Regions from separate parts of the Homo sapiens genome. Here region 2 is linked to region 1. Evidence: read pairs that join two places in POLR2A ChIA-PET (ENCODE). Cell type or tissue: A673. All regions are shown on one strand. Links, peaks and the distances in the headings refer to the core of each region. The heading gives the core; the rest is flanking DNA.

Region 1 (5,237 bases), core at 763-4,762:
GAGAGAAAACCTATCTGCACAGGTTAAAAACACATACTTACCCATACATATAAACACAAATCAAGCAGATTTTTTTAAAAGTATTTATTATAGTAAAGGTTACTGTTGTAAAACATTAGTGACTTTGGTCCATATCTTATTTGCCATTTGTCTTTAAAACATTTTACATTATTTGCATCATAAATTGTAATTTTTATGACTATACATAATTGGTTTTTTTCCTGACCCTTGGAATGTTAGTTTCATGTAACTTTTTAAAAAATTAAAACATTGCAGACTAAATGTACTGATAAGTACATACTGAACACATTTAATTACCACAGTAATTAAAAAGTCCTGATCTTTACTTCTTAAGATGAAAATTCATTAACTTGCAATCTCTGGGATTTCTCTATTATCCACAATGAGAGTATGAATAATCCCTTCTTTCCGCTTCCCACTACTGACAGCCTTTATGTAACAGTCATGGTTCCCGATACTGAAGTGAGTTTCAGTCCCATCATCTACAAACTCACCCTGGAGCAACAAAAGAAGAAGGAATTAGTGGTGCAGAAACTTTTATCTCTGTCTAGAGCATTCACACCATCTAAAAGTACTAGTAGTGCAATAAAATAATGTATTAGTTAAACAATAAGCTTTGAAAAACAAAGTCTAAAGCTTGTACTTAGATGCTTTTACATTTCTGTTATGAATTGAAAGTTTCCTTTTCATAACCCCTACAATCCTTAAGAATCTTAAATTCTTGGGGGAGGAATATAAACCTCATGACTATGTGTCTATGTTTTCAAAAATAAAAATGATAAATATGACATTTATTAGTTATTTATAATATACCTCAAGTGATCTACCCACCTTAGCCTCCCACAGTGCTGGGATTACAGGTGTGAGCCACTGCATCCAGCCAGGGATGGAGTGTTCTTAGCCACTCTGAAAATCTGATTCCTCTGGGTATAAGGTGGCTTACAGTAAAATATACATATAACAAAACCAAACACCACTAAATCTATACCTGTTCTGTTCAATACAGTAGCCACTGGCCACATGTGGCTATTGGGCACTTCAAATTGACTAGTCTGAAAATAGATATGCTGTTTAAATATAAAATAGACACTGGATTTAGAAGACCTAGTATGAAACAAAAAAATGTATAAAATAACTTTTTATACTGATTACATGTTAAATACTATTTTTGGTATATTGATTTAAATCAAATATAATATTTAACTTCACCTAAAATTTTTTCAAATATGGATACTAGATAAATTAAAATTACACATGAAGGTCCTATCTGTGCCTCATATTATGCTTTGATTGAGTAGCAGTGATCTAGAGTAAAAAGATTAGCGCCAGGTAGCGCAGAGAAGGAAGGAAGAAAGAAGAGGCTTAGAGGATAAAAAAAAGATTTATGCCAGAAAGCAAAGAAACCAAAAATCAGACTTAAACCCCCTGGCTATTAGCTTCCTGGCAGCCAAAGTAGATAGAACAAGGCCCCCCAGTTAACAAACCAAGCCAAAGAAGGCACAGGATGCCTCAGGGAGAGAAGCCTTTTCCTAGCTCTGGGAAGGATGTGGCCCGTGGCTCCTTATGGGAGGTATGCTGAATACCACAAGCATGTCCTTGGGTGCAGTGTGTTCTTGTCCCCATTTTTAATATTGAGCCTTGAAAAAAGACTTCGGAAGAAAGGGCAAGGGTTAGGTAATACAATCTATATACGTAGCTTCTTGGCAATTGGACAAATATATAATTTTGGCACGATGCTTTGAGATAAAAAGGAGAAAATAAGCTGTAACTCACAGGCAACAAGATGAGTTTGTTGTGGGTACGTACAGTACTGGGGAAGGCTGCCTAGATATGGGGCTGCCCAAACTGCCCTGCAAACTAGGTTGTAGTTACAATGAGAAGGCAACTGTGTTATAAAGAGCTATTTCCAAACACATGTAGTTTCCTGTTAATTACTACAAAACAAAGACATGTGGATGAATATTATTTTCACCTTTTTACAACCACAACAACATTCCTTGTGTATGTGTGTGACAGGGTCTTGCTCTTGCCACCCAGGCTGGAGTACAGGGGTACAACTGTAGTTCATTGCAGCCTTGAACTCCTGGGCTCAAGCAGTCCTCCTGCCTCAGCCTCCTGAGCAGCGGGGACCAGGTACACACCACCATACACAGCTAACTTAAAAAAAAAAATTTATAGAGATAGGGCCTCATCATGTTGCCCAGGATGGTCATGAGCTCCTGGCCTCAAATGATCCTCCCATCTTGGCCTCCCAAAGTTACAACTGCATTTTTTTTTTTTTTTTTGAGACAGGGTCTCACATTCTGTTACCGAGGCTGGAGTGCCGTGGTGCAACCTTGGCTCACTGCAGCCTCAATCTCCCTGGGCTCAGGTAATTCTTCCACCTCAGCCTCCTGAGTAGCTGGGACTATAGGCATGTGCCACCATGCTCTATTAATTTTTGTATTTTTAGTAGAGAGGGGTTTCGCCATGTCACCCAGACTAGTCTCTAACTCCTAGGTTCAAGCAATCTGCCCGCCTCAGCCTCCCAAAGTGCTGGGATTACATGCATGAGTCACCTCGCCCAGTACAACCATATTCTTAATACCATAAAACAGCATTCTCTTTACATGTGCACTGGAGAATTTCTTGAATATGGGAGGAAATGCAATTCAAAAGTGCTGATTCCCTATCTAGAGAATTCCAGGGTAGGAAAAAAAGAACAGGAAGAACCACCAGGTATGGCATTGGGCACACAGTAGGTATCTGATCCATGTTAGTGGTAACTGGAGTTTTTCCAAAGGGGGCCATAAAATACTGAAGCACTCTCCAAGCCTCTCTGCATAAAAGAAGTCTCTATCAGTAGATTTAACCCAGAGAACAGCTCAAGCACTCAATTTAGAGTGAGCCCAAATTAAATTCTTCAGGACTCAGAAACAGAAAAGCATTCATCTTCGTAACTTTTAAATTTCAATTGATTGATTAATTTTTTTAGAGATGGGTCTCACTATGTTGCTCAGGCTGGCCTAAAACTCCTAGGCTCAAGGGTCCCTCTCACGTCAGCCTCCCAAGTAGGAAGCCACTACAGACCTGTGCTACCACGTGTGGCTTCATCTTTGTAATTTTTGATTTCTGGTTTTGTCACCTCCTCAGAAACAGCTATCAGACCAAGTAGGTTCTAGGTGGTCTTCTGAATGAATTAATCCCAGACCTCCTTTCCTCCAACTACCAAAATCACCTTTTCTCACTGTCTTAAACCTATACTATACAAATGAGATAAAAGCAACTACAACATGCAAAATGTGACCAGAGAAGAGAGCTTCCGATTATCTCTAGCCCTGATGTTCACATCTGGAGCCAGCATGAAAGGTGGGTCCCAGGGATAGCACTCCCTGCTTGGCCCACAGACCCCATAAGACATGGGGATTACCACCCAGTGATTTCGGCTCCTAGTCCCACACTTTCTGTTTCCCACTCTCTCCCCTGTGCACACTACTACTGTTTCACTCCTGCTTGAAATTCACTCCTACATTCATCCCATCCACAGCCATAGTAATCCAAGCACCTGATAGCAAAAGTCAAACACACTGGAGTCTATCTAGATGGGGATTTCAGTGTGCCTGGCCACAGTGACTGGGGGAGCCTCTTTCTCCTCGCATTGGCACTGCTGGTCTAAAATTCCACTTGTCCTCCGGGGTTCGTGAGAGTGCCCTTTCCTGTTCGTCTACCTTCGTGTCATCTGATATTGTATCACTCATTTTACAAAAATCTCGCTTTCAGAAAAGAACCATCTGCTTTGAGTGTATGGTGTAAAGCATTCCTAAAGTGTGATCTGTGGACCAGTAGCATTAGCAGCACCTAGGGAAATGTTAGAATTAGCATTTTAACAAGATTCCAGGCAATTTCTGTGCATGCAAGTTTGAGAAGCAGTGATAACGCACCACTTCAAATGGATCAACACAAGAGGACACCAACCTCTGGGGATATAATTTTTTAACTAGGGGCTCTTTTTAGGTATTTTACTTGCTATGCTGGAGCCTGGTCCAGGACAGGAAAGGGAGAGTATGAAGCTAGTGCCAGCTAAGAACATGAGTTGTTTCCAAACTCACGGTACCAGGCACCATCTGGCAAAGGTTTTCAGAATCTGAAGTCAGGAGTACTTAATCCCTTTTTTGTTTTTATCAAGAGGGCCTTGATTCATTATAAGATCTCTATAATTAGGAAATGCAGCAACAATTCAATGGTAACTGAGACACATGGCACTTAGAGTCATCAAATAGTCAACTTACCGCTGTCTCCAATTTTTTACCATTGCACCATACGTCCATAGCATCTTTTTCTGTAAAGGTAACATAAAAACTTTAAGTTATAATTCTGTGATTTAAAGATAAAGTTAACTTTTCCTATTTATTACTTTAGGAAAGGATTGATATACCAGATCTCTAAAACTCCATTAATATTCCAAAACCCAACACTTTTTCATGGCTTTCATGGCTTGCAGACTCTCCTAAAATTTGAAGAAGCTGTGTTTGTTCTTTGTTCATAAAACTATAATGAAACAAAACAACCTTTTAAGAGAAAGTTATGGTCTTAATACAAATTGATGAAGCCTTATGAAACAAAATGAATCCAAAAGGACAATCTTTAAAGAAGGATGCATACAGGCCGGGCGCGGTGGCTCACGCCTGTAATCCCAGCACTTTGGGAGACTGAGGCAGGCGGATCACAAGGTCAGGAGATCGAGACCATCCTGGCTAATACGGTGAAACCCCATCTCTACTAAAAATACAATAATTAGCCGGGCATGGTGGTGGGTGCCTGTAGTCCCAGCTACTTGGGAGGCTGAGGCAGGAGAATGGCGTGAACCTGGGAGGTGGAGCTTGCAGTGAGCCGAGACCGCACCACTGCACTCTAGCCTGGGCAACAGAGAAAGACTCCATCTCAAAAATAAATAAATAAATAAATAAATAAATAAATAAAAAAGAAGGATGCATACAGATGAATGTGAGGAGGGACCCTTCCATACAAAATGCCCTTCAATATTGACCAGATGACTCCCCTGCCTCCCACACTCACCCAACTGGGTGATGGCACAAAAGACCACTGAAAGCAGCTGCCACGGGATTTATATAGGATAGACAGCATGTCCGCTTTAGAAATCTAGTCCAGCTTCTTACTAGGTAGTACAATAATGTCTATTCCTTTTCATAATGGTTTCAGTTTAGAGAAAAATTATT
Region 2 (4,000 bases), core at 1-4,000, 56 kb before region 1:
AGTCAGTATTTATTCGGTGATCTGAAGTGTTTGATAAACAAACTGTTCAGATATCATTAACTTTCTGCAGGTCAGAAGTGCACATTCCTGCTGTCTCAGTACAATTTGGTGTCATCCTTGAAGCATACTGCCGGGGAAGTGTGGGGCACATGAAAGTGCTTTCTAAGCAGGTATCAGCTTGTTTTATTTATTCATTTTTTCTTTTTTTGACAGACAACGTTTAAAGCATGAATATCAGCTTGTTTTAATCTTCATGTTCAATTTGGTACTTGGTGTTTGATCAGTTTTATCAAATGCCATTTCTCCCACCACATTATTTCATAGAAGTCTCAGTAACAGACAACCTGATGAATACATTCTTTTGTCAAAATTTAAGTCAAAAAATGAAGTTTCAATGAACTTAGCACAAAAATATTAACTGAATGCTACCTGAAAAATAATTACTCGGCATTCCTAATATATTCTATATTAATCCCAAAGTGCTAAGAAATGCAGATGTGAACCACCACACCCAGCCCCACCCTTTTTTTTTTTTTTTTTTTTTGTGACAGAGTCTCGCTCTGTTGCCCAGGCTGGAGTGCAATGGCACTATCTTGGCTCACTGCGACCTCCGCCTCCCGGGTTCAAGCGATTCTCCTGCCTCAGCCTCCCGAGTAGCTGGGACTACAGGCATGCGCCACCATGCCCAGCTAATATTTTGTATTTTTAGTAGAGACAGGGTTTCACTGTGTTGGCCAAGCTGGTCTTGAACTCCTGACCTCGTGATCCGCCCGCCTCGGCCTCCCAAAGTGCTGGGATTACATGTGTGAGCCACCGTACCTGGCTGCCCCACCCTATTTTTATATCAGATTCCTAATTTCCAGTTAAACTACTCTTTTCTAATTCATTTGCATTGCCAGAAGAACTCTCATAGGCTTCCATTAGGTGTTTTTAATATTTAGGATTTTTCATGATGTTAAAAACTTTTTCTGATCCCTTACTTTTGAAAAGCCCATTAATGATTGTAATAATAGCTAATGTTTATTCATCACTTATTATGGGTCATTTATTCTTAACAACAACATGGAATCAATATTATTAATCCTCTGAATTTTATAGAACCCTGAAATATATCTCACATCTCTGCCTATTTCCCTTGTGTTCATGGCTACCATCCTAGTCCAAGCTACTATTCTTTTTCACTGGACTTCTTCATTAACTATCTAAATTGTACCCCGTGTTTCCCTTCCTACATCTCCCCCAACATTCTATACACAGAAGATAAAGTGACATTTTAAAAATGTAGACTGTGGCCAGATGCAGTGGCTCACACCTGAAAACCCAGCACTTTGAAAGGCTAAGGTGGGAGGATCACTTAAGCCCAGAAGTTTGAGACTAACCTGCACAACATAGTGAGACCCATCTCTAGAAAAAATTAGAAGGTGGCTTGCAACTGTAGTCCCAGCTACTTGAGAGGCCGAGGTGGGAGGATTGCTTGAGCCCAGGAATTTGAGGTTGCAGTGAGCTATGATTTGATTGTACCACTACACCCTAGCCTGGGCAACAGAGCAAGACCCTGTCTCAAAAAAAGAAGTAGATTGTATTACATCATTTCCCTTTTAAAATCCCTTCAATAATTTTTCATTGCACTATGAGTAAAATTCAAATTTTCTGCCAAAGCCTGTTAGGCCATACTTAGTCATAACTTGCTTATTGTCATCATATAACCATTTTCCACACTGCATATTTTCTGGGAGCCTCAGCTTGATGTTAAAGACAATAAAAGGATGATATATGTATGAACAAATTATTCTAACTCCTGTTTTTTTTTTTTTTTGATTGATGAATTGTGAGAGGAAGACTTTACCCTGTACATAGCTGTTCTTGTTATTACTATAAACTTACAAAAGGACAAGGTGTTGAAACACTTAAAGTATTAGACTTATGTCCATGGGGTATTCAGGACACTGTTCCAGGAAGTGTGGATATCAACACAATTAGAGATGGAGCATGAAAACTTTCAACTGTACAGACATGGAAGAAGTTTCAAATTTCACATACTTGTAAAAAGTTCCTGTTTGCTTAGCCCAGTTTTTATCTGGTTGCCTTGTCACCAGTGTTTGTACAGCTCCTGAAACTGTTGAGAAGTAGAGTGATCTGTGGTTTTAACAGATGGCTAACTTGGTAAGTTTCAGCCATCTCAATTTTATCATCAAGCTGCATAGGTCCTTCCTAGTTTCCTGTGAGCAAGGTCTCAGCCTCTGTGGAAACTGCATGCTTGAATTCATCTCCCTACATAGTCTTAGTGGTTTCCTTGCATAGAAGCAGAATTTAAAAATGAAAACATGTTATAAATTAAATCTCTTGTTCATGGAATTTCAAGCCACATTGTTTATATTTGTGATAGACATATTTTATATGCTTGTTACGGTATACTTTTTAATTCTATTTTTAACATTTGTTTTTTCCAGTTTTAATGATATACTTGTAAAATAAGCTGCTCCTTCTTTATGCGTGGCTGAAGTTGTTATGAATTTTATGTACTGTGACATAAAAGACCCTCAGTTATTAAATAATAAAGTTGAATTTTATTTGTTGTTATTATTTATTTATTTATTTTATTTTTTGTGATGGAGTCTCACTCTGTCACCCAGGCTGGAGTACAGTGGCATGATCTTGGCTCACTACAACCTCTGCCTTCCAGATTCAAGTGATTCTCCTGCCTCAGCCTCCCTAGTAGCTGTGATTACAGGTGTGCGCCACCACGCTTGGCTAATTTTTGTATTTTTAGTAGAGAGGAGGTTTCACCATATTGGCCAGGCTGGTCTTGAACTCCTGACCTCAAGTGATCCGCCCACTTCAGCTTCCCAAAATACTGGGATTACAGGCATGAGCCACTGCACCTGACCCTGATTTATTTATTTTTTGAGACATAGTCTCACTGTGTTGCCCAGGCTGGAGAGTGTAGTGGTACGATCTTGGCTCACTGCAGCCTCCAGCTCCCAGGTTCCAGTGATTCTCCTGCCTCAGCCTCCTGAGTAGCTGGGATTACAGGTGCACACCACCGTGTCTGGCTAATTTTTGTATTTTTAGTAGATAGGGGGTTTCTCCATGTTGGCCAGGCTGGTCTTGAACTCCTGGCCTCAACTCATCCACTTGCCTCAGTTTCCCAAAGTGCTGGGATTACAGACGTGAGCCATCACACCCAGCCTAAAGTTGAATTTTAAACATAATGGTTTTGATTTAGTTGGCCATTGTTGATACACCTTGTACTACTTGCATAAGTTTTTTTTTTTACTTGCATAAGTTTTGATAGCCATAGTTATTATAAAAACAAGTAATTTAGATTTGAATAACAAATAGCATGTCTATATTCACACTTTATTATAAAATAATTCGTTCTAGCTATGCTGTTAATGGAAATAGAATATATTGAGATATCATACAAGAGTGATGACAAGAAGTAGATATTAAGGTTGAATAGCAAGAACCTCAGAGTTACTTCTACATAGGTTTTTCTCTAATACTAGGAAGTTGGCCAAATGGACTGGTTTAGGTTAGTGATGTCTCAAATTCTACTATACAATGAATTGCAGAATTTTGAGTAGTTTAAGTTTCATATTTATCTTCTTTCTTTCTTTCTTTTTTTTTTTTTTTTTTTTTTTTTTTGAGACAGTTTCTCACTCTCTTACCCAGGCTGGAGTGCTGCAGTGGCTTAATCTTGGCTCACTGCAACCTCCACCTCCAAGGTTAAAGCGATTCTTATGCCTCAGCCTCCCAAGTAGCTGGGATTACAGGCAAGTGCCACCATGCCCAGCAAATTTTTGTATTTCTTTTTGTAGAGATAGGGTTTCGCCATGTTGCCCAGGCTAGTCTCAAACTCCTGACCTCAAGTGATCCAGCTGCCTCAGCCTCCCAAAGTGCTGGGCCACATTTATCTTCTTAAGTACCCATAGTGCGCACCTGGCCCACATTTATCTTAAGTACCCATAATCTAAGTCTGCTTTTCTCGAATTTGTAA

Evidence for each region. Peaks named below come from ENCODE experiments on the same cell type or tissue, not always from the same donor. Only the 100,000 strongest peaks of a DNase experiment are listed, where the experiment ranks them.
Region 2: POLR2A ChIA-PET joins it to region 1 with 8 read pairs; 4 of 35 experiments call an interaction of 5 or more read pairs at or near these places.

The regions. Positions count from the first base shown.
Region 1 is chr3:138,628,209-138,633,445 of GRCh38, reverse strand. FAIM (Fas apoptotic inhibitory molecule) reads right to left here. Exons shown (of 6, transcript NM_001033031.2): 5 at 4,290-4,339; 6 at 70-516. The coding sequence ends at 367. Among named protein-coding and RNA genes, the nearest start is that of FAIM, 22 kb to the right of the region's middle. In A673, for the core only: no CTCF peak of the experiment used is centred there; no DNase peak of the experiment used is centred there.
Region 2 is chr3:138,685,045-138,689,044 of GRCh38, reverse strand. PIK3CB (phosphatidylinositol-4,5-bisphosphate 3-kinase catalytic subunit beta) reads left to right here. Exons shown (of 24, transcript NM_006219.3): 16 at 71-170. Among named protein-coding and RNA genes, the nearest start is that of FAIM, 78 kb to the right of the region's middle. In A673, for the core only: no CTCF peak of the experiment used is centred there; no DNase peak of the experiment used is centred there; H3K27ac peaks cover 857 bases.